Linked DNA regions of Homo sapiens: regions 2 and 3 are each linked to region 1. The links are chromatin loops, found by intact Hi-C in ENCODE. Cell type or tissue: HCT116. All regions are shown on one strand.

Region 1 (8,000 bases):
ACACCCTTCCTGGATGTTGTCGGGGGAGCAAGCTGGGCCACGTTTCCTCCACGGGCAAGGGCATTTGGCCATGACTTGGTGAGGTCACCAGGGTCACTCAAGGGGGGCCTGCAGCACCTGGGCTGGGTGCGCCTGCTGGAAACCGCTGTCCTCACCAGACTCGCACGTGAGGCTCACCAGCCTCAGCCTCCACAACCATGGACCCCGTAAGACTACGGTGCCTCTCTCAGGCCACTGGGACCAAACTGAGACTGGTGAGAAGAGGCGGGGGAGTTCCTAAACGGGGAGGTTTCTTTGACCTCCTTGTCCTGGTGAGGTTTCTAAACCCAGAGCCACCCGCAGTCCAGACACCCTTCCCAGAGCGTCCCCTCAAGGTGTCCCCAGCCCCTGCTTAGCAGTGCCTCTCCCTGCTGGGGCTGTGTCTGCCTGCCAGCGTCCAGCCCTTCAGCACGCGTTCGTCTCCAGCAAAAAGCACATCAAATGCTCATCAAAATTTTCCATCAGCGGGTGAACAGACGCATCAACCACGGTCTGTCCACAGGCTGGAACCTGACTCCGCCTTACAAAAGGAATGAAGCATGGAATGGCATACGCTTCAACACGGAGGAACCGTCAAACCCTCCCGCTGCCTGCAGGGAACCATGGACACGAAATGCCCGTCAGCAAATCTATAGAGACAGGAAGCAGATCGATGGTTCCCAGGGGCTGGGGGAAATGGGGAGTGAGTGCCAAGGGGTATGGGCTCTTTCTGGGGCGATGAAGGCTTCTGGAATTAGATAAAAGTGATGGTCGCCCCACCTCACGAATATACTAAAAACCACTGAATTGGCTAGTGCGGTGGCTCACGCCTGTAACCTCAGCACTTTGGGAGGCCGAGGCAGGCGGATCACGAGGTCAGGAGATCGAGACCATCCTGGCTAACACGGTGAAACCCCGTCTCTACTAAAAATACAAAAACAAAATTAGCCGGGCATGGTGGGGTGCACCTGTAATCCCAGCTACTTGGAAGGCTGAGGCAGGAGAATCACTTCAACTCGGGAGGTGGAGCTTGCAGTGAGCCGAGATCGCAGCACTGCACTCCAGCCTGGGCGACAGTGCGAGACTCCGTCTCAAAAAACCGAAAACCAAAACAAACAAAAAACAACCCCCCCACCAAAAAAATACCACTGAATTGAGAGCTTTAAGTATAGTTTTAAGTTGTGGTAAAAAACACGTCATAAAACTTGCCAAATACAGACAGCTTCATGAATCATGTGTCATCTTTCCTGGGAAGGGGCAGGCGGCCGAGCGTCACAAACATTGGCCAGGCTGCCAAACCCCAAAGCGGCTCTGAGCATGAAGCCCCCCAATGGCGCCTGCCTTGCCCACCCTGCCCGCCCTCACCTTTCACCAGCGCCTTCAGGATGACCGTGTCCAGCTCCTCGGAGCCCTCCTGCTCGAAGTCATACACGGTGAGCAGGTGCTGGTGTGAGGTGATGTTCTGCAGCTGGGCACCAGAACAGAGCCCCCATGGGGCCGCCTCAGCCAGGACGGGGGCAGAGGCAGGCCGTGGTAGACACCAGCGTAGGCACAGGCAGCGTCCCCAGGTGAGCCTTGCAGCCTGCATGCCCACCGCCCACCGGGCCCGGCCTGGGACCACCCGCAGACCAAGGGGCTGCCTGGGTCTCTCTGCTCCCTGTGGGCCTGAAGCGAGAGTGGGTGGGGGGCCCAGCAGCCTGAGGTGGGAGGAGTGGGCTGGAGGCTGCATTGCAGGAACTCTCCCAGAGGACCAGCCCCACCCCCGGAGGAGGGGTCGGGAGGACAGGGGAGGGGGCAGCACATACCAGCTTGGTCCAGCGCACGATGTCCTCCCAAGAGAAATGCTTGCTGGGGAACTTCTCCTTAAACTGCTTCTCGGCCACCTTGGGCACCAGGAGGTGGGGCTGGTTCACTAGGGCAGCAAGCACATCGGCGATGCCCCCCGAGCCTACCAGGATCAGCCACGGGGCAGCCTGCTCCACGGCCCTGGAGATCCTCTGAGACGGGGAGGGAGGGGAGAGCGGACCCCAGATTAGCCCGACGACATCTGGATGCAGGTGTCAGGGGTGCCCCCATCCCTTCAGCCCTGTCCCAGGGGTGCCCAGAACCCACCGCACCCCTCCACAAGGCTTCGGCCAGCCAGGGGGCCTCAGCCAGGCCCCTACCTCCAAGGTGTTGGGATCACCATTGACCAGCAAGCAGAGGACAGGGATCTCGATGCTGCCAGTGCCTGTGGACAGGGCACCCGTGAGGCCTGAGGACCCTCCGCCTGGGGTGACCACCCGGATCTCAGGCTCTCAGGCCACCACATTTTCTGGCCAAAAGCTGGCTCTTCCGAATAAAGTGTGGGCTTCGTCTGGGCCACGTGACACAGGCTGCTTATTACAGCCCCTGCCATATGAGGGCCGAGGGCTCCAATGCTAACCTACACTACCCAGCACGCGCACTTTGTGGCAACAGCTGGCATATGGCTGTTAAAACACAAAGTGACGTGGAAGAAACGGAGCACCCAGCCCTACAGGTGCACTGCCACACTGCACGCGCTCATGCTGAGCATGGCAGAGGCAGCATCTCGACCATCGAGGGAGCTCTGCTGGGTGGGCTGCGCCTGACCACTCAGCAAACTGAAGAGGTACAGGAGGGAGTCTTCAGGTTTCTCCCCCAAACAGAAGCTGGAAATGAGATGTCTATATGTGAAGCCCCCAGAGAGGCCTGGACCTGCCCCTGTCTTCTGTGAGGGAGTGAACTGCCTGGAGGTGCCTTAGAATCACCCACAGGGAACTGGGCTCGCAGGCGGGCCCCTGACTTTGAAAGGTGCCTCCTGATTGAATCTGGAGGATAAATCAGGCCTGGCCAAACGGTGCCCGGGCCAGCAGGGCTTCCGCAGAGCAGAGCCAGACCCTCCGCCTGTGTCCCTAGAGTTTGACGAGACTTTGTGTTTTCAATTCTAAAGAGTGCTCAGTTGACCGGGCACAGTGGCTCATGCCTGTAATCCCAGCACTTTGGGAGGCCAAAGCAGGCAGATCACCTGAGATCAGGAGTTCAAGACCAGCCTGGCCAACATGGTGCAACCCCGTCTCTACTGGGAAAAAAAAAAAAAAAAAAAGAGCCGGGCATGGTGGCACATGCCTATAATCCCAGCTACCCGGGAGGCTGAGGCAGGAGAATTGTTGGAACCTGGGAGGTGGAGGCTGCAGTGAGCCGAGATTGCACTCCTGCACTCCAGCCTGGGGGATGGGGGACAGAGTGAGATTCTGCCTCAAAAAAAAAAAAAAAAAACAGAGGGCTCAGTTGGCCTTGCCAAGAAATTACAATTCTGTTTCTAAATATTGTATATTGTTCATAGATGTTATAAATAATTATATGCTTTGTTTATGAATATTATTTACACACTAGCGTTTTCTTAGTAAGTCCAGCTTTTGAACGTGCGACTGGCCAGAGGTGCCCATTTCTCGGGTGACGCTGCCCTCTGGCGGCAGCATACCTCACGCCTGGCGGCGGGAAGTAGCCCTCTTTCAACTCACGATCTCATTTTGCCTCTTAGAGTCCCGGAGCCTCTGACCACGGCAAGGCCCAGTGAAAACAGAACTGCACCTGCTCTGGTGGGAATGTCACTGTCCAGTCAGAGCCACTCTGTCCAGCTGTGCCTCCTTCACCACTCTGCCCAGACAGCTCCTCCTCCCAGGCCCCCACGGCCCAGGCCCCCACGGCCCAGGTCTCGGTGCTCAGGCATGCGGGGTGCGTTCTGCCTGGGAAGCCCTCCCCCTTCTCCCTGGCGGTCACCCCCACTCTCCCACAGGCGGGTCCCTGGATCCCCACTGGGTCCCAAGGCTTCCCTGGGTGGCTGGGGCGGGTCTCACCCCCGTAGCCCGCCCTCTGCTCCGAGATGTGCTTCTCCAGCCTCAGCCGCAGCTCCGTCAGCCCATCGCCCTTCCCCGGGGGGCCTGGCTCCACCAGGATGAAGTGGGAGAGGTTGCTGTCCAGTGAACAGAGGGGGCCCTGGCTGCCGCCGTCATCCTCAGGGTAGTGGACAGGAAAATCCTCCTGCGCCCATGCAGGGAGACGAGGCTGAGCCCTCGAGAGGCAGCTTGGGCTGGTCCCGCTGCGGGATCCTCCCTGCCAGGCCGTGCACACCACGCCATGGGGCCCCGCACAAGGCTTCTGCCCGAGCCTTGGTTTCCCCACCCTTCAGACAAAAGGAGGGACGAACAGCTGGGGCCCGGGGACCCTCCTTCGACAGTCAGGGGCAGGGGCGGTGGGGAGCGGGTTCTTTTAGACAGAACCATGGAGACAGCCCAGGCTGCCGGGAGCACCTCCTTCCCGACTCTAGGGCTGGCGTCCAAACATCCACCAGGGGCTGCCCGGGCCTCCCTCGGTAGTGCCTTAGACAGACCCCAGCATGGGGGACGGAAGCTGCTTGCCCAGGCTTGGAAAGGGCTCGGGGCCTGGGCCCGTGTGGTACAGGAGGGGGTGAGGGCCCGCGCCACAGTCTACGCTGGCCGTTCCCTATGCGGTACTGCCACCTGCCGGCCGTGTGCTGGCTCTGCCCGCTCCCTGCTCTTCCTCCAGCTCGAGTCCTGTCCTCCCAGAGCTCTGCCCGCTGCCCAAACCCTTCTGAGCCCCTGCCTCCAGGCCCCCAGCGGTCGTGGTGCTGGGAGCTGGACGTGCACCTGGGCCTCCTCCAGAATGCGGCGGTGCAGGACGCGGCCCAGCGAGGCCATGCCGACAGCAACCACACGGACCTTGGTGGACGTGCTGGCCAGCGAGTGGTCGCGCACGGCCTGCCCGACATGCCTGGCCAGGCCCACGCGGAGGGCACTGGTCAGGATCCAGGCTCCTGTGGGGATGGAAGAGGGCCTCGTTGTGCCGCACGCCCCAGGTCTTCCCTAGCTGGCCCCACGCCCTAACCCCTAGGCCCAATCAGCAGCCAGTTACCTGGGAGCCAGGGGTGGGTGCTGGGGAATGCCTCACGGTGGGGTGGGGAAGCCGAGGCCCAGAGAGGGCAAGGCACCCACCCAAGGCTGCTCAGCAGCAGAACTGGCTGGGCCCAGAACCTGTGAAGTGGCACCCCCACCCCACCTGGAGCGCACAAACTGGGGTCCAGTCCCCCCACCGTGCTCCCTCCGGGACACATCCGACACAACTCTGTCCAGCTGCCTCTGCTGGGTGAGAATCCCAGGATGTTTTCCCAAATGACAAAGCCCTCGGCCCTTGTCTGGCTGGAAGATCTCTTTGGGTTTGCCACAGTCATTTAGTGAGGGATCCTGAAACCTCAAGTCCTTTTCTCCTGGGTGTTGTATAGGCCAAGCTGCCTCAAAAAACAGCCCAGCCATTGGACTCTGGCCCCTGCAGCTGGCGGCCCGACTGCTTCCCCAAGGGGTCCCACCCTGTATACACCCGGGTGCTCTGGTCCCAGGTGAGTGGGAGCAGGGACATCTCATGGCGGCCCATGGGCCCTGCTAGTGGAGGGGGCAGCTCTAAGGAAGGGCCAGGCCCAGCTGGGGGAGGTCCTGGTCCAGTACGTAGGCACTGCTGCACCTGTGGGTACTGCAGAGGACGGGCTGAGAGTTTCGGGAAATGTTCTCGTGATGGCCTGGAGAGTCAGGGGGTCTGGCTGCCGTGTGGGGTGGGAGCATTGCCTGTGCCGGGTGGGGGGACAGTCAGGGGGTCTGGCTGCCCTGTGGGGTGGGAGCACTGCCTGTGCCGGGTTGCGGGGACAGTCAGGGGGTCGGGCTGCCCTGTGGGGTGGGAGCGCTGCCTGTGCCGGGTGGGGCCTCACCTGTGCTCTGAGCCGCCTTCACCAGCCCCTTGCGCAGCACATCCCGCAGCCAGGACTTCATGGCGAAAGGCTGCTCCTCACCCACCAGGGACACCACCAGGTTGGGGGCCGGCAGGTGCCACTCAGCAAGCAGCAGGTCAAAGAGCACAGACGGGGCCACTCCGCTCGGCACCCGTACAAACTGCAAGGCAGGTCTGCAGCTCAGGGCTTTCGGGGCACGGGGCATGGGAGCTGCTGGGCATTGGGGGGGGCTGGACACAAGGGGGCACTGGGGAGGTGCTGAGCATGGGGGGACACTGGGCACTGGGAGGTGCTGGGCATCAAGGGGGCTGGACACAGGGGGTACCGGGGAGGTGCTGGGCATTGGGGGCAGGTAGCAGGAGGAGAGTGGCCCCCAATATCCCTTCTGGGACAGGGCCAGTCCTCCCTTGACCTGCTGTGTGACCTGGGCAGTCCTGACCCCTCTCTGGGCTGGCATCCCCCTCAGTGAGCCGAGGGCGCTGGACAGAGGTGGGGCCCTGGATGCACTTGACCTTGCACCTCCAAATCTCTCGGGGGGACTTCAGGGGTCCCGGTTATTGCAGGGAGGTAGGAGGCCGGCCAGAGCCACTCCTTCCAGCTCTGGAACTCTGCCTGTCTGGGGGCTCTGAATATGGCCCCAGGGGAGCAGACCCCAGGGGTGAGGAGGACCCTGGCACTCAGCTTCCAGGGAAGGAAATGGGGCCTCATGGGTTCCAGGTCAAGGCGGACATCACCTGAGGCCTGGGGCCTGCCCTTACCTTGCCTCGCTTCTTCCCAGACCCTCCAAAGTTGACCTCGCCCCTGTGCAAGCCCAGCTCCCGCCGGTCTTCAGCATCCCCGGGGCTTCCGGGACGGGGGCCTTGGACATCCTGCATGGTGGCCTCTAGAGCTGCAGGGATACCCTGGCCCTTGAGGGCTGAGAAGGCCCATCCCCACCTCCCTCCCCTCAGGGGGCTGGCTCTGCTTTCCCCTGGGAAGCCCCTCTCCAGCCAACATGCACAAGGAGACCTGGGGACTGCCCCCAGGCATCTCTGCCCCAGGGACCTTCTCTCCAGCCAGGCCCTGCCCAGCGACCCCCTGCAGCTCCGACACTCGCTGTAGCACCGCCCCAACCAAGCTCCTTCCCAGGTGAGGATGGGATGTGTGGGGCTCCGCTGTCAGCGCCTGGTTCCTCTACTCACCCCACTCAGGGCACCTCAGGTTGGCCACACCTGCAGACATTTCTCCAGAGGCCTTTTGTGGGGATGACCTGGAAACTCCGAAAGACTCAGCAGAGGCCTTGCAGTCCCCTGGCCACACAGCCCACCCGCTCCCAGGACAGGGATGTGGAGACCCTGGGTGCACCTGGGTAGAGGTGAAAAGGTGAGACAGGTGCCCTCAGCTCAAGTGCAGGAGGCGGTGTGGACGAGAGACCACCTTCCTTGCCCAGGAGGTCCAGGAGGCCCAGGACACACAGAGAGAGGAGGCCTTGCCCCGGCCCACACAGCATCAGCAGCAGAGCTATTCCCGTGGCGCTCCCACATCAGCAAGCGGGGGTAGAAGAGGCCGCGTGCGCCTCAGCCCTATTCCCTCAACCCTCATGGGGCTCATGTCTCCCAGCTGCCCGGTGAGGTCGGGCATCTCAGCCCCTCTCTATGTGGCAGGGATCCAAGGATCGGCACTGGCCCCTCAGCGCCCTGGCTCCGCCCCTGCCCACAGCCTCATCTGTCAGCTGCCCAGCCCCAGCCTGGCTGACCTCGGTCTGGCTTGGTCCCACCTCCCTCCGATTGCTCCTCTGAAAACTCAATATTGGAAGCTGGTGCTTGAGGACAAGCCCTGGCAGGCCGAGGGCACCTGCTCCTCTGTCTGCCCTCCTGGAACCACGCGTCGGGTCACAGGCCGCTGGGCAGAGGTCTCCGTGGGCCCCCAGCCACCCTACCCTGTCCGACCTGGGGCTACCTGGCAGCTCCTGATCCCACAGGGCTGTCCCTTGGTTCTCCTGTGCCCACCTTGTACCCAGGCGCTCTGGGCTGTGTCCACCACAGAAGCCCTTTGTGAGAAGACAATGGACCGTTCTGTAAAAACCTTCATTTCCTAGAGAGGGGCCCACCTGTGACCCCAGGAGGGGATACAGGAGTTGGGGGGAACTTCAGAGATGAGAGGGAGTGTGTCCTGGGACCCCTGGGGCTGGCTTTGGGGCAGA
Region 2 (8,000 bases), 250 kb before region 1:
AGGGCATGACCTGGGGACCTGGGGACAAGCAGCAAGTCCTCAGCAGGCCACTCGGACCTCATCTTCCGTGTGATCTGGGGGTGGCGGCAGGACTCTGGGGGTGGGCAGGTGTGGGAAGCTGTGCACTGGCCCAGCTCCGTCCTGGCCCCCCAGGCACCCTCTCAGCCCCCACTCCTCTTCTGGGAGCCCATCTCCCCTCTCCTGGCCAGGTCCCATGACACCATCACCCCCATAGTGTCATCTGGGCTGAGCCCCTGGGGTACACCCCTCCGGCCCTCCCAGCTCCCCAGAACAGGCACCTGGAGGTCCAGCCTGACCCATGGTGAGGGGGCATGGGCTCCGAGCCCTGCTGCCTGCAGCCCCTACCTGCCTCTTAGCACCAGGGGCAGGATCAGGAGGTCCCAGAAGCAGGAGGATGAGACCATGGGGGCAGGCAGGTTGGAGTATCCTGTGCCCCGGCCCCTCGCATCCCTATGTCCCACCCTGGCCTCAGCCTCGGAACCTCTCGGGGCCGCTCTGCACACACCCAGCCTTTGGCTCTCCTGCCCCGAGCGGGTTTGGTAGTGGGCACCAGCTATCTGCAGGACCCCTCCCTTCCGCCCTTTCCACCCTGAGCCATGCCACAGCAGGACATGCGGTGGCTGCCCCAGGACGCCACAGTGCTCTGAGGCCCGGCAGCTGGAGAGGACATGGGTGCCTCCTTGAGAGGAGTGTGTAGGGAGGGAGGCTGGATGGGGGGAGCCCAGGTAGGAGGGCAGAGCCAGGCGCTGGCAGGGCCGGGGGGAGGCAAGGCAGGCACTTCCCCAGGGCTTCCTGGGGGCTCACAGCCCTTCAGAGACACCCCCAGCTGCAACCTCAGGGGCTGGGCACTAACAAGGTGTGTGAGGAACAGACTGCCAGGCTGGGAAGGACCACCATGCCCAGGAGGGCCTTCGTGGATGAGTAGGAGTTTGCCAGTGTTGTCGGCCGGGGAGCTGAGATCCAGGATCCCAGCAGCGTGTAGTGGGGTGGCTGGAGGGAGGCAGAGACCTTGAAGGCCAGCTGGTGTCCCAGCACCCCCTGCAGGATGCCCTGGGGCTGCTCTCTCCAAGGTAGGAAGGGGACACCCTGGCCGGTCAAGCCTGGAGGGTGTTGGGTGCTCTCTCTGGAGGGCAATGTCCAGGCCCCTCGAGTAAGCCAGGGGCATCTTACAGAGTCTGAAATCCAGCCCCCATCCTGCCTCGCTGGGGAGACAGGCCCAGACCATCTGCCTGGGCACCAGCTCAGCCAGACCCTCCCCATCAGCACACATGCTGGGGGCCACACTGAGGTTCCCCTTGGTTCGCAGGGCCTGCTCCGGGTGGGTGAGGGCATCAGGGCAGCTGTTCCTCCATCCCTGTTTCTCTCAAGGGCTGGGAGCCCTGTCAGCAGGGAGGGTTAGGCCTGCAGGCCCACCTCTGAGACCACCCCCAGCCAGCACAGTTTGTGACCCCTGCTCCCTGCCAGGCCTGAGAGAGGCCCTCCCACTGTCACGTGGCTCCCCACCTTGGGAGGGCACCCCACGGAGATGGGGCAGCTCGGCCAGGGTGCCCGAGCCTCTGGAGCTGCTTGGGGCTCAGAGCTGGGCGGGGCCTCAGGGTGAGCGGGGAAACCAGGCCCGGAGGGGCCAGCTGCCTGGCCAGGGCGGCCAGCCATCTCCCAGAGGAGGAAGGAGGCCAGGGCGAAACCTCTGAGTGAGGCTGGGGTGGGGGTGTGGGAGTCTGAGGATCCCAGGGTCTGTCTCTGTGGCACAGATGTGGGGCCAGGCAGGTGTAGAGACCACAGTTTCTTTTATTGTGACGGTGATTGGGGCAGCAGACAGTGTCAGGGAAGGGCGGAGGGCAGTGCAGCAGCCCCCAGGACCCTGGGAGCCAGGACAGGACCTCACCACAGGCAGCACAACCTCACCACGGGCACACACAGCTGTTGCGCTGAGAAGCAGGTGCAGGGGCAGTGGGAGCCTGGCAGCAGGGAGGGCATGGGGGGCACCCGGGACCCAGCCCCTCACCAGGGCCTGAGCTCCGGGACAGTGCAGGACCAGGGGAGGTTGGGAAGGGCCCTCAGGGACGCCGTGCACCTAGCCAATGGCACTCAGCGCATGGGCAAGGGTGTCCAGCTCATCCTGGACACCCTCCAGGGAGCGCCGCACGGCCTGGGGGCTGTCCAGCACGTCGATGGCCAGCGTGTACGGGTCGAACTTCACGGAGAAGGGGCGCTGGATGCGTGAGGCATAGCTCCTGGGGAGGAGAGCGGCAGAGCCCTCGTCAACTGGCGGGCAGAGTCTGCAGCCTCCAGGAGAGGGGAGGCCAGGGGCCGCGTTTCCACCTTCACAGTGGCTCAGAGCTCCCAGGGCTTTTCTGAGCCAACTGGTCACAGGCGGGACACTGAGGCCTCTTCCAGGGCTGGGTGAGGGGGTTCATGGGGGAGATAGGCTAGGCGCCTTTTCCACTAGAGACTGCCGGGCACCCCATCCCTCCCTGAACCTCCACTGGGCCTCCTCCAGGAAGCTTTCCTTGACCATATCCCTAAGCCTGTGGGTGGAATTCAGCACCCCTGTCCGCTGGACACATAGCCCCTGGCCTCAGTTTCCCCAGTGCATAAGAGGCTGGAGGGAAAATGATGAGACCTTTTATGAGGATGAGGCTAGAGGGCTTTGCTCCCCTCTCCTGACACTCTGGTCACTGCACCAAAGGCCCCCAGCCCTGGGGACCCCACTCCCGCCCTGTCCCCCACCTTGACTCTGTCTATCCCCCTGACTTCTCCCCATCCCAGGGCAGGGGGCCGGGACAGGTTCCACAGGACGTCCTCACAAAGCTCAGGCTCTGTCAGCACCTCCAAGACTGGCCTTGACCCGGCCACCCAGCAGCCCCCAGTCCTGTAGGTCTGCCCCTCCCCAGACGCTGGGGTCCTTCTCACGGATGGTGTCCCTGCTGTGTGGGGGCTGCTGCAACCAGGGGTCGGTTTTCTCATCTGTGACCTGGGCTCACAGGTCCAGCCCTGCTCAAGGCCAGAAGGAAGGCCTGGCTGGCCCAGTTTGGGGGCACCATGGGGGGCTTGCCCTAGCAGCCTAGCCCACCTGAGCTTGTCCTTGGCGTCACTGAAGCTCTCAGACACGAAGTAGACTGACTGGTACGTCTGGTCTTGGTAGGGCTGCACGGCCGCAGCCTCAGGGTCGAAGGCCCGAATCTCAGGCTCCTCAGACAGGCAGTGCTGGCAGGAGGCCAATGGCATCACTGACTCCACTGCACCCAGGTCCCCGAGGGAACTGGGGCACCGTGGCCTGACGCTGGGTGGGTTCCTTGGGTAGAGTCACCCCCATCTCCCCCGCCGGGCCTTCGGAGGCCTGGGATAATGTGGGGTGAGGACTGGGCAGAGACAAGCCTTCTCCCAAACAGAGCCTGAGTCCTGGAGGTCCAGGCCTCAGTTTCCTCCCACTGGGAGCCTGTCCCCTCCCTGCACCGTCCCCCAGCCCTGCCCCTCTGCTGGGGGCTGCAGCAAGGAGAGACTCTCACCAGGAGCTCCCCGTAGGAGGACAGCAGCCCGGCACCATAGGCCTTCACCTCCCCGTTCTGCTTACACAGCCCGAACTCCACCGTGAACCAGTACAGCTGCGGGGAAGCCGGGCAGCATCAGCCCAGAGACAGCTGCCGCCCACCGGGCAGCCCCTGGTCACCCGTGACCAGGATACCACCCCCAGGGAGGCCAGGCCAGGATGCAGGCAGGCCAGGGTGAGGGTCACAATTCGTGGGTGGAAGGAGAGGCCTCAGCCTGGACGGCAAGAGGGTGAGGCCTGGATTCAGACCCCCAAACCCACACCCCAGGCCCTGCAGGGAGGGGTCAACCCACCGTGGACAGCTTCTCAATTTCCTCATCCGAGGCCCCCAGGGACGCCAGGCCAATGTCCTGTGGAGCAGGGAGGATGAAGGATGGGGAGAGGCAGCCCTGGGTCATGCTCGAGGTGGGGGCACCGGGGGTGTCAGCAGCCCCTCCAGGGGTCTCTGGGACACTTCCCTGGCGGCAGAGACCTTCCCTGGCCGCCCAGGATCCGCACCTCCACCGGGCCTCCTCCTCCAGGCAGCCCTCCTTGACCACATTCCTAAGCCCGTGGGCGCCGTTCCCAGGTAGCCGGCAGGTGGCAGCACAGGCCGTGGGAGGCTCCGCTCCAGCCCCGCCCTATGCCGCGCGACCCTCGGGGCGCCGAGCCTCCTTGGCGGGGCCCGGGAGCAGGCAGCACACTTCACCCACCCGCACATCGATCCCCGCCCGCCCCCGGCGCCAAGCCAGCCCCTGGGTGACCCCGGCTCCCTCCGAGGCCGCGGCGTACCTGCGAGAACTGCGCGAAGGTGCGGTCGGCCAGCATGGGCACGTGCCCCAGCAGCTCGTGGCAGCAGTCCCTGCGCGTAGGAGGGAGAAGGGGGCTGAGGGGCCGCCCGTCGCACCCCCCACCCTCGGGCTGGCGGCCAGGGCGCGCACTCACGGCTCAGGGGAGTGCATGGGCGAGGACGCGTGGCGGATATACTGGGTGCACTGGAACACGCGGAAGGCCAGGCTGGCCAGGAAGTCCCGGGCGGACAGCAGGCCGGCCACAGGCCGCAGCTGGAAGCCCGTGCGCTCTGCAAGGGGCCACGCGGGTCACTGCCGAGCCGGGACGGGCTGGAGCCGCGCTGGGGTGGGGCGCTTGGCTGACCATCCCCGGCCCCCCGGCTCTGCGCCCCTCCCGTCTGGGCACACCCTTCAGGAAGCGGGAGACGTCCTCCAGCTGGGGGATATTGTCTTCCCGGTAGCCGCTGAAGCGCTCCAGCAAAGCAAAGGCCTCCAGGTGCTCCCCGCAGGCGTGCGTGGCGTAGAGGCCCTTCAGCGTGGTGTAGACCTCCTTCCTGCGGGCAGCCAGGCTCAGGGCCCTCTAATGCCCCACCCCAGTGCCCGAAACCCCCCTCCTGAACTGTGGGTGCCTCTGCCTGCCTGAGCCCCTACCAACGCAGGCCTCTTGGGGACCCCTGAAGACCCAGGCCCCCGGGAGGGGCTTTTGCTGGTGGCTTTAGGGAATCCCAGGGGATAGGGGGCCATGAGGGGCGGTCCCTCAGCACACTGGGGATGGCCCGACAGGATGGGTAGCCTCTTCCTCCCAACCCAACATTCTGAGCCCTGCAAGTCCCTCTTCTTCCCGGCCTTAGTCTCTCCTGTTGTGCCAAGGTCCCTGGAGGCGGCCCTCACACGCCAGGATTCCAGGAGGCATCCCCCGGGCTCCTCCCCAGCCCCTAGCTGCACGGAGGTCTCACCAGGTGGCAATCTCCTCGGCGGTGTACTCCACACGGGGAATCGGGTCGCCGCTGGGGAGGGGGCCAGTGGTCAGCAGGTCCCCTCGGGGAGTGAGAAGGGCAGGAGGGAGGGAGGGAGCTTCACTGGGCACAGGTCCACACCCGCCTAGTGCAGCGAGGCCTTTGGGTTGGAGGATGGACAGGAGGGTGCACCCCAGCTGACTGTGCCGTGAGCCGGCTATGTGGCCTCGGCAGGTTGCTCTAGCCCCCCTGGGCCTCAGTTTCCCCACTGGGATTTGGGGACATGGAAAGCCCTGGAGCAGAGCTGCCTGGCAGGAGGCACTGATGCTGGTGACAAGATGGGTCCTCCCCTTTGTCCTTCCCTCCCACCCCCCAGGTCCAGCGTCAGCCTGCAGGACGGAGTCTGGGTCCCGAGCGCAGGGGCCCCTCACTGCCTGTACTGGAAGGCGATCTCAGCAATCAGCTTCCTGCGCTGGCGGTACACCTGGTCCGAGAAGCCCTGAGGGCAGAGGGGATGCACGGGTCAGGAGGCTGTGCTGGGGTGGGGGCACAGGCCACGGAGGCTCCTGGAGCCGACAGACTCCTGTCCAGGGTTGGGCTAAGGGTAGGGGATGTGATCAGGGGCAGGAGGCCTGAGTGAGGGGCGCACCACTCACCGGGTGGTCCAAGTCCAGGTCAGGGTCGAACTTGGTGACCAGGTGATGACACTTGTCCAGCTCTGACACTTTTCTTGGGAACCAGGGGACTTTATGGGTGATGGAGGAAGAGATCTTGGTGAGCTCGGAGCCGTGGGGCTGTGTCACCCACCTTGAAGCAGCCTCCCCTACAAGACTTCCGGGGGGCAGAGGCAGCCGGGGCTGTGAGAGCTGCGGGGGGATCCTGGAGTGGCCCCAGGCCCGGACACGGATGTGTAGCAAAACGGGGTGCGGAGTGGAGCCCGCAGAGAGGGAACCAGGCCACCACCACGTGGTCACTGTAGGGTCCCCCTGCAGGAGCCCCTGCACCCCAGCCTCTCAAGGTCATTTGGTGGCCCTCAAGGACAGAAAACCGCCTCACCCTTGGGCCCCGCGGGGCTGCGCACGTCCTCTGACACCTGGCGCACACCACTGAGCAGGGCGGCCAGGTCCCCTCGGCGCACCTCGAGGCGCACGAAGTACTCCAGGTGGGGGCCCCCAGCTCGCGGCCTCTGGGCGGGCCGGGTCTCTAGATGGTGGATTTTGGCTTCAAACGTCTTAGGGAGCAAAAGCAGGAAGAGAGAGAGAAGGAGAAAGAGACAGAGATGGAGAGAGAGGGTGGGGTGGGCGGGGAGGAGGCACATCTGGCTGGCTGGCCAGGCCCTGCCCTTGACTTTTGTGCTAGCAGCACACAGATCCCGTTCTTCCAGGCTCAGGTCAGCTGTCGGCCACCAGGCCAGGGTTTGCCACTGGCAAGTTGGATTTTGTGTTACGTGCCTAACCAGGAGTTGTCACCGCTTGAGGCTTAACCTGGTTCTGGGCGGCTCGGTGTGTGTGTCCCAAGGCCATGCCACACAGTCCGGCTCCTCAGCCACTGGTCAGAAGGTGCCCCCAACCCTGGTGGCCTCATCCAGGTTTGTAGGATGGGCCCTGAGTCTCACTGGCCCCTGAGCGTCCAGGACACTGGCCAGAAGGGTCCGCTCCACCCCCACCTCCTGTTGCCTAGCAACAAGGGCGGTGGGTCGCAGTGGCCCTCGGGCCACAAAACTGGCTCTGGGAGCTGGGGGGCGGGGAGTCTGGCTTTAATGTCATTTGGGAGCTTCTTCCGGGAGCTGGGTCACCTGCCTCCCGGGGCACAGTGGGGCCGGAGTGACTAATGCAATCAGTGGTCACCTGAGCCACTGTGCTGGGTGGGTGGGAGAGGGCACACTGCCCTGCCCCTGCCTCTTGTGCTGCCCTGCTGGGAGCCCCCCACGTGGGAAATGGTGGGTGAGGGGGATCCAGGGGATGGGCAAGGCAAGAGGCACAGTGGGGCTTGGTAGCCTCAGCCCTAGGGGTGGGCTCAGGATCCCTCAAAAACACGGGGGTGTGGCTAGATGCCATGGGGGCTGAGCTGAGGCCTGAGACTCCCCTGCTGCATCCTGTGCCGGCCTCGGGGGCCTGGGCAGCTGCACCTCTGCTATAGAGGGGTCAGGAACTCAGCCCACACAGCCCCACCCACAGGTGAACTTGCCCCAGGGACACGAAGGCCACCAGCTCACCTCAAACACCTTCACAGCTCGGGACAGCGCCGAGGGCTTGGTGGCCCTCGGGGAGAAGAGCAGGTTTAGCACGGCCTTCCCCTCCTTCTCCTCAAAGGCCACAGCCTCCAGGGGGTCCCCGGGCTCCGAGGGGACTGCAGCGGCCGCTGCTGCCACCGCCGCCTCCCGCTCCTTGCGGGCGTCCTCGATGAGGCTCTGCCTGCGCCCAATGAACCGCGGGGACTGTGGGGACAAGGGGCACCCATGCCTCCTCCACCTGCTGAGACCCGGGGACCTCCACCCACAGCTGGTCCCACAGTCGGGCAGCGCTGATGGCACACAGAGGCAGGGGATGAGAGCACGTTTTTGAGCGCCTACTGTGTGCCTGCTGGGGCAGATGCTAGCCGAGGTGCCTGCGGGCATTGCACGCCCTTCCCGATGGGGGCAGCCCAGTCAGAAGCAGTGGTGGTGGGGGAGGAGTGGGGGCTGGGAAGGTGCTCGCCTGCTCC
Region 3 (8,000 bases), 220 kb before region 1:
ATTCCACACCCAAAGGAGGTGATTTTTCTCTCAGAAAGCGGGGGCTTGTTGGCTTAACCTGGGACACTCCTGGCCCGGCAGTCAATAGAGCAGCTGTCTCCAGGCTGGCCGAGGGCATGCCCGTGGGCAGGGGTCCATGTCGTGAGCTACCAGGGTGCCCCCCATGGTTGGGTGCTCTCCCCACAGCACAAAAACTCGGCTCCAAGGAGGATCAGCCATTCCCGGAGGGAGTGGAGGCTCAGGGACCCCCCACCAAGGGCCTGGTCTGGGGCAGCTGGGACTGAGCAGTCTTCTTCAGGGGAGCAGCCTTGGGAACCCCAGAAGGCAGAGCCCGGTGTCTTGAGCTGACTCTGCAGGGGGGTGCACAGCGGCCGACCACTGCATGTGGGCCCCCCTCCCTCCCTTTCTCCCCTGTTTCCAGGGGTAAGGCTGGCTACAGCCCTGCCCACTGAGGGGCCAGTGTTGTCCTGGGCATCAGGCACTGGTGCAGGGTCTGACAGTGTCTAGGTAAACAGGAGAGAGGCTGCCTGGGGGCAGCTCAGAGGCCAGAACAGGGTTGGCCCTGGGGAGGTTGCTGTGTAAAAACGAGGCCCAGCTTGGTGGCGCATGCCTGTAATCCCGGCCACTCAGGAGGCTGAGGCAGGAGAATAGCTTGAACCAGGGAGTCAGAGTTTGCAGTGAGCCGAGATTGTGCCACCGCACTCCAGCCTGGGCCACAGAGTGAGACTCCGTCTCCTCAAAAAAAAGAGGAGGCCCAGGCTCGAGGCCTCATTTGGCCACTCTCCGGTGGGCCTCAGTGTCCCCACCTGGGTGGCATGTGTCCTTATACCAACCCCGTGGGCTACGGTGGGAATCAGCGGAGTGACAGGGTGCAATGATGGCTCAGGCAGATACAGTGGCGTCACAGGGCCTGGTGGGTGCACCAGCCCCAGACGGTCCTGCTGGCTGTGGCACAAGATGTTCTCTCCCAGGATGTGCATCCTGACCTTGCCTGCGGGCACCGCTGAGCTGCTCTGCTCTGCGACACAGTGGCCCTGGTCTGTGTCACTGTGACAGGTGACACCATTGCTCCGCTCCACTGGGAGGTAGGCAGAGGCTCCAGGCAGGGGCAGGGTGTGCCGTGTGCTGTCCTCAGCAGCGGGGAGACCGAGGAAGGCACAGCTCTGTCAGGATGCGGGCTGGGGGTCAATTAAGGAGAGACCGTCCATGAGGGCAGCAGGGGCCCAAGTGGACACAGGGAGGGGAAAAGCAGGGGCAGGAATGGAGGCACCATCGGGCCGGCCTGGAGCAGGGAGTACAGGGTGGAGCACGGGGCGGGAGCTCGGCACAGTGCCCAGCAGGGGCCCAGCCCCACCCTTGTTCTTGGAAGGGCCTCAGCTACAGGCCTGCAGGGAAGCTCCTGTTTACTGTCCGGTCCACCCTCGCTGGGGGCTGCTATGAACCCCATGGAGGGCAGGCCCCTGGGAATCCACCCACAGGGACACCCCACCTGAAACCCCATACTCGAGGCCTAGCCCTCTGTACCCTCGGCCCCACGTTCTTCTCCCTCAAGACCCCAGACTCCAAACCCGGGGGGTGGGGAGCTGGGGCCTGTGCCCGGGGACTTATCAGAGTAGTGCTGGTGTTGAAACAGCTGCGATTTGTGCGCACACATGGGAGAGTCAGAGCGTGTGAGCCCGGCCCTGTGTGCACACACATGTGAGAGTCAGAGTGTGTGAGCCCGGCCCTGTGTGCACACATGTGAGAGTCAGAGTGTGTGAACCTGGCCCTGTGTGCACACATGTGAGAGTCAGAGTGTGTGAGCCCGGCCCTGTGTGCACACATGTGAGAGTCAGAGTGTGTGAGCCCGGCCCTGTGTGCACACATGTGAGAGTCAGAGTGTGTGAGCCCGGCCCTGTGTGCACACATGTGAGAGTCAGAGTGTGTGAACCTGGCCCTGTGTGCACCCGTGTGTGCATGCCGAGGGTCAATGGAAGACCAGGCCACCTGTGAAGGCCAGCTTAGCCTGCTGAGAGCGGTGATGGTGGCTGCAAGCGGGGACAGGGAGGGAGGGGACAGCAGATGGGGAGGCGTTGGGTCCTGGTCCTGCCGCCCAGCTGGATCTGGGACCTGCCTGCAGGGACAGGGACAAACCTGAGCAGGCTGTGCGCCCTTCCTGGGCACAAGGGTCTCCATGGTGTGCACGGGTGCTTCTGCAGGGCATGGACGTGAGTTTGCTGCAGATGGGCTGAGTGTGTGTGCGTTTGTATGTGACTGCGTGCATCTGTGGGCTGAGAAGTTGCAAGTATGTTTCTCCCTGGATCATGTTGATCTGGGATATGGATGGGGTGGGGTCCTGGGTCCTGCAGCTTCCCTGGCCCCTGCACCCTGAGCTCACCCCAGGGACCCTCCAGCATGCTTGCTCCCAGGGGCTCCGGCGCCTGCCCCACTCCCACTTGTCCACACCCTCTAGCTCCGTGGATGGGGATGGCTGCAGCCACACTCAAGCCCATGCCCCAGCTAAGCTCCGCTGGCCACCGCTCCTCTTCTCTGCAGCTGTCATCCTCTCTCTTGCTGCCTGGGGTGCACACTTCTTGGTGGGTGGCAGGTGGCAGGCATGCTGGGCCATCTCTGTCCTTGCAGACTGAGGCCCAGCCCCTTCCCTGGTGTTCCCTGAGGCTGGCACCCCCTTGCGGCCATCTGCGGCATAACCTCGCTCCCGGCCGCCTGTGCCGGAAAGAGGCTGGGGGTCCACAAAGCCCCCTCCCTGCCCGGGGAGGGGCCTGGCAGGCAAACCTGACAGGGCAGTCTGTGGGGACATTTGTGGGCACCTCAGGGGCCCCCGGGCCAGCTGGCATCGGGTGCACTGAAGGTGGGTGCCCATGGGCCCCAATTTCCCAGATGCCTCTGGGCTCCCCAAGTCCCTGACATGGTCAGTCAGGGGTAGAATTTTCTAGGGACACTTCCACACAGCTCCCAGACACCCAGGTAGGAGCAGGGGGCTTCTCGAAAGGTCTCTGGAGGCCTGAGAGGACCTCTGCCCCTCACTGACTCCCACCAAGGGCTCTTTCCTCCCTTCTGAATTGGCCAGCCCACCCTTAGCAAACCGGCCATGCAGTGAGCACTCATGCAGTCAGGCCCTGGCTTGTTCTGGGGGGCCACGCGGCTCCAAGTTCAGACCCCAGCCCTGAGCAAGGCTGCTCCCCGCTTCCCGCCCCCGGGGAGGGTTGCGCTGAGGTATTCGCAATGGGGCACCCCCCAGCTTTGCAGGGCACTGGTGGCCTCGCAAATTTGTGCAGCACCACGACGCCCTGGGGCTGTATTTCCATCACCCCCATTCCACAGGTGGGAAAACGGAAGCCTGTGGACAGTGAGTGGCAGCGGGGCCCAGGCCTTCAGACTAGGGGAGCCAGGCTGCTTCCACCTCCTTGAGGAAGAGGCATCTTGGGAGGAGGGCGTCCTGGCCTGCCAAGATGGGGGGCCGGTGCCCACCCCTGCCTGTGAGTCAGGGCATCAGATCTCGTGGGCACCACTCACAGGGGCAGATGTGGCAGGGGTCAGCTTGGGCCTGGGCTGGATCTGGGGTCTTGGCATCAGGGGGCTGAATCTGGCCTGGTAGAGGGTGGGCCGTCCCTGGGCTGTGCTGTGGCCCAGCTGGCTCTGGGCTCCAGCCACCGCCATGCTCACTATTATCCTCGAGAAACCGGTGGGCCCAGGAACACTGGGGGGAGGTGAAGACCTGGGTTCTGGACCACACAGGTCATGGGGGTCTCCATCTGTAGCAGGGAGAGGGGTAGAGGGTTTGAGGTGAACAGAAGGATGGGTGTGTGGCCTCATCAGTCTCTGTTTCTCTGTTTGCCTCTGTCTCTACCTGCCTCTCTCCCCATCTCTGTCTATCTCTATCTGTGTCTCTGTCTGTCTGTCTCCATCTCTATCTGTCTCTTCCCCATCTGTCTCTATCTTTGCGTCTCTATTTCTCTGCTTCTGTCTCTGTCTCTGTTTCTCTTCCCATCTCTGTCTCTCTCTAATTCTGTCTTTGTATCTCCATCTCTTTCTCCATTTCTGCATCTCTGTCTCCCCATCTGTGTCTCCCTGTCTCTGCGTCTCTGTTCCCCCGTCTCTCTGTTTCTGTCTGTCTATCTCCCCGTGTCTGTGTCCCTGTCTCTGCATCTCCGTCTGCTTGTCTCTGTCTTCATCTCTGTGCCTCTGTCTCCCCGTCTCCTTCCCTCTGTCTCCCTGTCTCTCTGTCTTTGTCTCCCTGTGTCTCTGTCTCCCCGTCTCTGTCTCCATCTCTGCATCTCTGTCTCCCCGCCTCCATCTCTCTTCTGTCTCCCTGCGTCTCTGTCTCCTCATCTCTGTCTTCGTCTCCGCGTCTCTGTCTCCCCGTCTCCATCCCTCTGTCTCTCTGTGTCTCTGTCTCCCTGTCTCTCTGTTTCTGTCTCTCTGTCTCCATCTCTGTGTCTCTGTCTCCCCGCCTCCATCTCTCTTCTGTCTCTCTGCATCTCTGTCTCCCCATCTCTGTGTCCTTGTCTCTGTGTCTCTGTCTCCTCATCTCTGTCTTCATCTCTATGTCTCTGTCTCCCCTTCTCCATCTCTCTGTCTCTCTGTGTCTCTGTCTCCCTGTCTTTGTCTCTCTGTGTCTCTGTCTCCCTGTCTCTGTCTCCATCTCTGCATCTCTGTCTCCCCACCTCCATCTCTCTTCTGTCTCTCTGCATCTCTGTCTCCCCATCTCTGTGTCCCTGTCTCTGCGCCTCTGTCTCCTCATCTCTGTCTCTCTGTGTCTCTGTCTCCCTGTCTCTCTGTCTCTGTCTCTCTGCGTCTCTGTCTCCCCGCCTCCATCTCTCTGCATCTCTGTCTCCCTGTCTCTGTGTCCCCGTCCCCGTGTCTCTGTCTCCCATCTCACATGTACAGTCGGAGAGGAGGAGGAGCCCTGGGTGCTGAAGGCAGAAGTCAGGCCGAGGAGCCGCCCTGCAGGGTGTCCAGGTGGCCACACGGTGGGGCCCTCGTCCCATGTCCAGGTGGCCGGGCTGCAGGAGGAGGGTGCTGGTTCCTCAAGGAGGAGAGGGGCTGGGAAGGGGTCAGGAAAGGGGAGCTGGGGTGGGACTCAGGGGGTCTCCATCAGATTGCTCTCAGGGAACCAGGCTGGTCCCCAGGACCCCGAGGGAGGGACAGGACCGCAGGAGGTGCGGCTCAACCGTGACTGCCACAGGAGTGGGGCAGGGGAAGGGTGGCGGGGCCAGGCGTGGGCCGCCCGAGGTGCTGACACTGCCAGGCAGGGCAGGGGTTGCTCACGTCCCAGGAGGCCCCCATAAGACTCCCACAGTCGAGTGCAGAGGTCTCCGAAGCAACTCAGTCCCGCCTACAATCTAGCCATGGGGCTTGGGCTTAACGGGGGTCAATGGGCGCCAGGCCTGAGGACGTGGGGCCCCCAGACACACTTTCTCTACAGGCACGTCGCATGCCACACACCACACATGCACACACACACTTGCGGGCCCTGCAAACACGCGTGCGCAGATGCCAGCACACACGGCCCTACGCGCAGCACACACAGTCACACACACGCCCTCGGCGGCCTCCTGCACAGCTGTGCACTCTTACACCACAGGAGAAAGGAAAGAATCACACCCCAGCCCAGAAAGAGACCACCGTGTGGCACCACAGCCCAGCCTGCAGGGTAGCAGGGGAGAGGCCAGCAAGTGACAAACGGGGGCCGGTCCGCAACCCCAGCTCCCTAACCAGGCACCAACTGCCGGGGCATCTTGGCCCCTGGGCTTCAGCTCCCCTGGGAGGATCCACATGGCCAGGCCGCACACATGCCCCACCCCTCCCCACCCAGCTCAACGTCCTCCATCACCCACACCCCACGTGCCCTGTGCCATCCCACTCAGGACCTCGCTGCTTCCTTTCTCCCAGGGCAAAGCCCAGCTCAGGGGACAGAGGAGGGGGCCAGTGGGGGCCCCTGGAGTCCCCACAGTCACTGGACTTGGCATGCACGTCGGGGTGGGGACATGGCATGAGTCGTCTGCTGAGGTGGCCTTGAGCCCACCTCAAGGACCCAGAGACCTGGCAGGCGGCACCTTTCTAGGGGCTGTCCAGGGACCAGGCCTGGCCAGTATCTTCACCTGGGATCAGGAGGGCTCCTCCTCAAAACCCACCCCAGGGATGTCGGGTGCATCCCTTCCCCCTCCAGGATCCTGTCCTCACAGCCACTGGCAGGGAAGGGGTCGTGGCCCCTGCTCCACAGAACTAGGAGCTGGGCCTGCCATGTGGTCATTCACAGGCCAGCCCAGCCCCATGTCGTCCCAGTTCTGGTGGACAGCAAGACGAGGCCACCTGGTGCTGGGCCTCTCGCCTCCACAGGGCCAGCATCCCTCCTTTAACTAGCGCTAGGCCTGGCTACTGGCTGGGAATACAACTGTTCCAGCACCAAAAGTCACCTGTGCCTGCAGGGTCTCGCGCCTGGGTGTCCGAAGTCGGCACAGCACAGCCCTCACAGACATACCTAGCCCCGGACCTTCTGAGCTGAGCAGTGGGAGCCAGGGCCTGGCTGGCATAGCTCACTGTCTGCCCTGGGCAGGTTGACCACCACAGACAGACAGCCACAGACCAATGGCCTAGAGGACTGCCAGCCAAGGCACAGCCCTTTGTCCAGCACAGCCAGCACCTGCAGACAGGGACAACCAGGAGTGGGTGAGAGTCAGACAGGCTGACCCGCAGAGGGCCTCCAGCTGGGGACATGAGGGCAGACGTCACAAAACCACAGCATCTCCTGTTTCCCTGCCGCAGGCGTGAGGGGACGTGGTGGTGCGGGGAACAGGGCAGCTAGCGGAGCCCGGGGCAGCTAGCGGAGCCTGGAGCAGGAGGCGGCCTGGGCAGGCCTGGAGGAGGGAGCCCTTCTCACCCTCCTGCCCAGAATACCTAGGTCCTTCCTGGCTGGCCAGCTCCGTCTCCACTGGGCTCCCTGACCATACTTTCTATACCCACTTCTCTGCCGTGCAAGGGAGGCCATGGAGGCTTGAAAGCATAGTCTCTGACTATGTCCCCTAAGGTCGGGCCATCCTCCCCTCCTCAGCCTGGGCCTTCCCAAGACAGGGGCCCTTTTGCTGGAACTTTTGGACAGTCAGGTGACCTGGCATCCACCAGGGACCTCTGAGGCTGAGCACAGAGAATGCCCCACCTCCAGGAGCAGCCCGTTGCTGCAGTGGGCCCTGGACAGAACCCCCAGGCCACAGCTGGGGCCCATCCCATGACTGCCCTGCTGCAGACTTGTTGCTGGGCCACTCTGGCCGAGGCCTTTATAAGCGCCTACTGCATGCTGCCCCACTCTGAATGTGGTATGGCCGGCAGGGTGGCAGGGGCCCGGGGTCAGCTCATGGTGCAGCGTTCAGCGCAGGTGCGCTGTTGGCTCCTCTGATGGCTCACGGGGCCAGCCCTGCAGCTAGCAGGGTGTGAGCCCAGAGCCCCAAGGTGTTTCTGGGTCCCCAGACTCCCCAGTTGCTTGTTTCAGCCCAGCAGCCCCCTTCCTGAGCTGGATAGGACCGGGGCTCCTCCGAGAGGCCTAAGTCTGCATCCTAAGGCAGGCCAGATCCCCCTCCCCACCCGTGTCCCAGCCCATCCTCCACCCTGGCACCTACCCGGGCACACCGGTGAGCACTGGATGGCCGTTCCACCTGGAGAAAATGTCCCCTGTGCTGAGCAGGACAGACAGGGTGTGGAGGTGAGGGCAAGACAGAGGCAGGGGCTGGACAGGGAGCGGGCACAGAACGACCAGGGCTCTGGACAGGCCAGGGCAGAGAAAGCAGTGGCCTGCACAATCTTGCCCTGGTGGGCGGCCTCCGGGACTAAAGACGCTCGCTATCCTGAGAGCTCAGTCAACTCAGGCAGCCAGAACAAAGGGCCACAGACTGGGGGCTTAAACCCTACGCATTCATTTCCCATAGCTCTGGGGTCTGGGCGGCCCAGATCAAGGGGCCAGCAGATGCGGTTGCTGGTGAGAACCCGCTTCTTGGCTCCCCGTC

What was found. Hi-C counts contacts between places; a loop is a spot of excess contacts. Peaks named below come from ENCODE experiments on the same cell type or tissue, not always from the same donor. Only the 100,000 strongest peaks of a DNase experiment are listed, where the experiment ranks them.
Region 2: it touches region 1 in a loop (23-fold over the local background); 14 of 110 quality-filtered maps call a loop at or near these places.
Region 3: a loop joins it to region 1, with 15 times the contacts of the local background. A loop is called at or near these places in 109 of 110 quality-filtered maps.

Annotation. Positions count from the first base shown.
Region 1 is chr11:2,416,344-2,424,343 of GRCh38, forward strand. TRPM5 (transient receptor potential cation channel subfamily M member 5) reads right to left here. Exons shown (of 29, transcript NM_014555.4): 5 at 7,000-7,162; 6 at 6,577-6,707; 7 at 5,798-5,978; 8 at 4,689-4,855; 9 at 3,879-4,062; 10 at 2,184-2,248; 11 at 1,824-2,015; 12 at 1,384-1,486. The coding sequence starts at 6,693. Among named protein-coding and RNA genes, the nearest start is that of TSSC4, 20 kb to the left of the region's middle. In HCT116, CTCF peaks have their summits at 3,522 (motif pointing left) and 4,556 (motif pointing left); DNase peaks (open chromatin) are centred at 3,488 and 4,568; H3K27ac peaks cover 625 bases.
Region 2 is chr11:2,162,138-2,170,137 of GRCh38, forward strand. It overlaps TH (tyrosine hydroxylase), which reads right to left. Exons shown (of 13, transcript NM_000360.4): 2 at 7,513-7,734; 3 at 6,354-6,528; 4 at 5,954-6,042; 5 at 5,729-5,796; 6 at 5,298-5,348; 7 at 4,750-4,895; 8 at 4,496-4,631; 9 at 4,343-4,412; 10 at 3,865-3,921; 11 at 3,531-3,626; 12 at 3,095-3,228; 13 at 1,792-2,255. The coding sequence ends at 2,096. Among named protein-coding and RNA genes, the nearest start is that of INS-IGF2, 4.9 kb to the left of the region's middle. In HCT116, a CTCF peak has its summit at 4,132 (motif pointing right); a DNase peak (open chromatin) is centred at 4,136.
Region 3 is chr11:2,192,426-2,200,425 of GRCh38, forward strand. No RefSeq gene overlaps it. Among named protein-coding and RNA genes, the nearest start is that of MIR4686, 23 kb to the left of the region's middle. In HCT116, CTCF peaks have their summits at 2,692 (motif pointing left) and 4,954; DNase peaks (open chromatin) are centred at 2,663 and 4,966.